2 separate regions of the Homo sapiens genome follow, and region 1 is linked to region 2. Evidence: chromatin loops called from intact Hi-C (ENCODE). Cell type or tissue: OCI-LY7. All regions are shown on one strand.

Region 1 (2,500 bases), 380 kb after region 2:
GCTCGAATTCCTGGGTTTATATCCCAATCATTGTCCCTCCCGCTATGCGCTCAGGCGATAGATGATTTGACTATTTCTTTACCTCCTGCTTTTAGCCTAATTGGTATTTTAGTGAGCCCTCTTTACTACCTGATGGGTCAGGTGTGAGCTGAGTTACAAGCCTCGTGTTTGAAGGTGGGTGTGGTCACCTTCCACAGCTAGGCTTAGGAATTCTTAGTCGGCCTAGGGAATCCAGCTAGTCCTGTCTCTCACTATCTTCTGAGAATTATTTCTCACATTAACCTTTTGTGGTAGATTAAAAGATTGGCGCTACCCTTCCTGCTTCCCTGTCCCCCACTTTAAACAATAGCTTCACTGTGGGCAGAAGGTATTTCTTTCCCCTTGACTTAGTGTCCAGTCATGTGACTTTCTTTGACCAATGGCTTGGTCAGGCAGTAGCAGCAGTGTTAGAACGGCTCTGAACCTAAACTTCAGAGGCTCTTGTGTTCCCTGTCTAGCTTAGGGGCCCAGGAGGAGTGAGATCTGGGTTCCTAAGACCCACTATTCCACTAGAATGGAGTACAGCCACTCTAGTCATCACTGCCTGGCAGGGCTGCCCTAGCCAACCGTCAGATCCGTGAAAATGAATGATAGTGGTGTTAAACCACTAGTTGGGGCACTTTGTTATAGAACATTGTAGTGATAATAACCTAACTGATATACCTCCCACCCCAGCCCACTCACTCCCAATCATAGGGTTCCCACACAATTTACCAGGTTCTTCTTACACTATCAGATCCTCTTTCCTGTCATCAGTTAGTCCAGAGGCTGAATGGGCCCCTGGGAGCTCTTCTCAGCATTTTGTACTTGGAGGGGGAGCATTGAGCACTCTTTCTTGTGGCAGAAAGTCTGAAGTGTGAGACCTGGGAGTTGTTAGCCTCGTTGGCCACCCCGTGGGGAAAGCAGATTTGCAGTGAGAAAGAAGTCAGGAGGCGGAGAGTGACACCTAGGGGCTTTTTAGAGTTCCTAGCTGCAGTTATTCCACACTTCAGCTTGAACCTCCGTGACCTGTCTCCGCTTCTCCTTGGCTCTTAATCGCATTTTGCTTCTCTTATTCCCCATTTTTTTCTGTTGTAATCTTTCTGAAGAACAGGACAGGGTCTCATTCACGTTTGTATTTCCCGAAGTACTCTATCAAGTGTCTTACATGTTATAGACACTCAATAAATACTTGTGGAATTAAAGTGGTCCCCCTGCCCAAATCCCTGAGTGAGAACTAGATCCTCCTCCTTTGTCTGAACATGTCCATATGTACTCTAAGCTACCTACTTTATACTGGAGGTTCATTTTTCAATCATTTCCCATAATTTGACTAAAATTAAATCCGTAAGTTGAAATTGGATGAATGACCCAGTAAGCTAGTTTTTTAAAGTTCAGAGTATTTGCTGTTGAAAAACCAACAAGTTGAATTTATTATCCTTTAGGTTAAGGTCTATTTTAGTCTCAAGATTCCATAGTTTCATGGTATATACAGTTAACTACTTTTCCAATCATAAATACAAAAATTTTCTGGTAACCCTCTTAAGGAGAGTTAGTCGAAAAATTGCTTTGGCTCTGAGTTGCTCAGCTGAAAAGAAAAAGAAATGCCTAGGTTTATTTTTCCTGATATCTTTACATAGGAATTTTCTGGGCTCAATCCTAGAACTTCTTTCCTTTTCTATCTATAGTCTATATCTAATTTCTTGGTAATCCCATTCATGCTTGTGGCTTTAAATTCCATCTATATGCAGGTGATACTCAAATTTATATATCCAGCTTGGTCTCTCCTCTGAATTCCAGGTTCATATGACCCAACCAATTCAACATCTTATCTAGATAACAGGCATTTCGAACTTTTTTTTTTTTTTTTTTTTTTTACTTTAAGTTCCAGGATAAATGTGCAGGATGTGCAGGTTCATTACATAGGTATACATTTGCCATGGTGGTTTGCTGCAACTATCAACCCGTCATCTAGATTTTAAGCCCTGCATGCATTAGGTATTTGTCCTAATGCTCTCCCTCCCCTTGCTCCCCACCTTCTGACAGGTCCCGGTGTGTGTTGTTCCCCTCCCTGTGTCCATGTGTTCTCATCGCTCAACTCCCACTTATGAGTGAGAACATGTGATGTTTGGTTTTCTGTTCTTGTGTTAGTTAGCTGAAAATGATGGCTTCCAGCTCCATCCATGTCCCTGCAAAGGACATGATCTTATTTTCTTTTATGGCTGCACGTTCTGCACATGTATCCTGGAACTTAAAGTAAAAAAAAAAAAAAAAAAAGGTTTGAAATGCCTGTTATCCAGATAGAGATGTTGAATCAGTTGGGTCATATGAACCTGGAATTCAGAGAAGAGATCAAGCTGGATATAGAAATTTGAGTGTCATCTCCATATAGATGGAATTTAAAGCCACAAAGTATTCCATGGTGTATATGTACCACATTTTCTTTATCCAGTCTATCATTGATGGGTATTTGGGTTGGTTC
Region 2 (2,500 bases):
TGAGGTGGGAGGATCACCTGAGCCTGGGAGTTTGAAGATGCAGTGAGCCAAGATCATACCACTGCACTCCAACCTGGGTGACAAAGCGAGATTCTGTCTCAAAAAAAAACAAAAACAAACAAACAAAAAATCTACTTAGTTATAGTCACAACTTGACTAATTGTTGGCCCAAAAGGCCTAGCTTTCAGCCTATCTCGGCTTTTGACATGCCTTCCTCACCACACTTGGTTATTTCTAGCTTTTGATTTAAAAGTGAGAGATGTGGGACTCTTCCTTTCACTTGAACACTTAGAGACCACTGTAGGATTATTAATTGGCCTAATTTCAATATTGTTGTGTCACAGGAAATAGGAAGACCCAAAGAGAGAGACATGGGAAATGGCTGGTCAGTGGAGAAGTCAGAACACACATAACATTTATCAATTAAGTCAGCTTCTTTATATGGATACAGTTTGTGGCACCCTAAACCAATTACAATAATAACATAAAATAACACTGATCATCGCTCTCCATAACAGATGTAATATGAAAATCTAAAATATTGTGAGCATTAACAAAATGTGACGTAGAGACATGAAGTAAGCACATGCTGTTGGAAAAATAATGCTGACAGATGTGCTCAATGCAAGGTTGCCACAAACCTTCAATTTGTAAACACACATTGTGTGCAAAGCAGAATAAAGTGAGTCACAATAAATGAGATATGCCTGTACATAAAAATCCAGCAAATTTGGAATAAACTAAATAACTGCAAAACTAACTTACCTTACCAGACAAATAACATCATCTACTGCTGGGGACAAGTTGGTATGCTTTGCTCTTGAGCATAACACTCATAAAAATATCCATGGATAGTCTTAGGTGGAAAGTTCCCAAGTAAAGGAGTTTCTATGCATATTTAATCTCATTCTACATCCTGTTTTTTGAGCAGAAGGGCTCTTATTTTTATCTGTGTTACCAGTACTTCCCACTGTGCCTGACATGTTGTGGGCAATAAACATTTGTTGAAAGAATGAAGAAAAATGGAAAGTACAAATGTACAAATTTATACCCTGAAGACCTTGTTTTTCTCTGTGCACTCTGAAATATCACCACTGGGAGGCAGCACATGATTTAATAACAGCTTATCTCCCCTCCGAAGAAGACACACTTAAATGATACTATATTTATAAACATGGTGGTTCCAGGCATTTCATAGTTACAAATAGAAGGAAAAGATGATATTCTGACCTTTAAAGATACTACTTTAATGTCTCTAAGGCCAGTTATGCGTTCAATATTATCTCTTCCTGCAGCTTCAAAACATCTAGGTATAATAATAACTCTGAAAACGTATGGAAATGAGTTCTCAATAATAATTAGATGCTATTGTGGCTGATGAGAATTAACTGAAATTATTGTTACCATCTCTAACTGTCATAATAAAAAGACATGCCTTGTGTTTATCTAGGTAATTCAAAGACTGGTCAGCAAGCAAATTTGCAAGATGTTTTTAAGAAAAAAATGAATTTCATTAAAGAGTAAATATGTTCTAACTTTTTCTTTTCTTTTTCTTTTTTTTTTTTTTTGATGGAGTCTTGCTCTGTTGCCCAGGCTGGAGTGCAGTGGCGTGATCTCGGCTAACTGCAACCTCCGCCTCCCAGGTTCAAGCAATTCTCCGGCCTCAGCCTCTCAAGCAGCTGGGACTACAGGCTCTAACTTCTTAAATAATTTTTTTGTCTTTTTCCTGCAAATAATCAGAATGCATACTATTGGATTAGCATGGTGCATTTCCAGTGTCAGCCAGGTACAAATAAGGAGGATTACTTTTGTTATTCTGGACCAATTTCATGCAGCTACTTCTGTATGCAGGCTGTCTGTCCTCAGCAATAGCACATGTGGTTTCAGATATTCACTGTATTTTTCATTGAATTACAAGTTGTTACTCTTCCATCTGCAATAATATTAGTTAGTTTGTTAAGTGTTCTCACCAGTGGTTTACGCCAGACTTTCTTTTATTACATTACTTTTCATCTACCTTTCTTTCTAAAACTTTATAACTCTCTGGGACACGTTTTGCCAATTGAATTTTTTTCTCCATAAATGCCAGCAAGCTGGTAAAACACATAGACAGCAAGAATATTTTTTATATTTAAAAAATAAAACCGTAGCATTCACTTTACAATGAGATCACGTGTCTAGAAGGGTTGTCATTGTAAACTAGGGAAAGTCTGATGACAGACAACTGAAACCCATCCATGTGTAATATTGTGATATATACCCCAAAAATGTATTGTGCCAGGTATATGGCACTGGTAATTAAAATTATAAATTTACTTTTTGGGTATCTCACATATTTATCTTTAAAGATTTCAAAGGATTTGAGTGAAGCTGTTTATCAATAGAAAATATGCCCAGGTTTTTCTAAACCAGTATTCTGAACTGATATTGGCAATTCCCCAATTTTAAAACATAAAACTGTTTTATTTCTAAAAATTTGCCAAGCTCATATTCTGGTTTA

What was found. Peaks named below come from ENCODE experiments on the same cell type or tissue, not always from the same donor. Only the 100,000 strongest peaks of a DNase experiment are listed, where the experiment ranks them.
Region 1: a loop joins it to region 2, with 11 times the contacts of the local background. A loop is called at or near these places in 92 of 110 quality-filtered maps.

The regions. Positions count from the first base shown.
Region 1 is chr1:67,148,377-67,150,876 of GRCh38, forward strand. It overlaps a transcript of IL23R not described here. Among named protein-coding and RNA genes, the nearest start is that of C1orf141, 15 kb to the left of the region's middle. In OCI-LY7, CTCF peaks have their summits at 964 (motif pointing left) and 1,167; a DNase peak (open chromatin) is centred at 945; H3K4me3 peaks cover 389 bases; H3K27ac peaks cover 488 bases.
Region 2 is chr1:66,764,088-66,766,587 of GRCh38, forward strand. The region is part of intron 2 of DYNLT5 (dynein light chain Tctex-type family member 5); the gene reads left to right. Among named protein-coding and RNA genes, the nearest start is that of DYNLT5, 13 kb to the left of the region's middle. In OCI-LY7, CTCF peaks have their summits at 1,085 (motif pointing right) and 1,295; a DNase peak (open chromatin) is centred at 1,114; H3K4me3 peaks cover 328 bases; H3K27ac peaks cover 1,295 bases.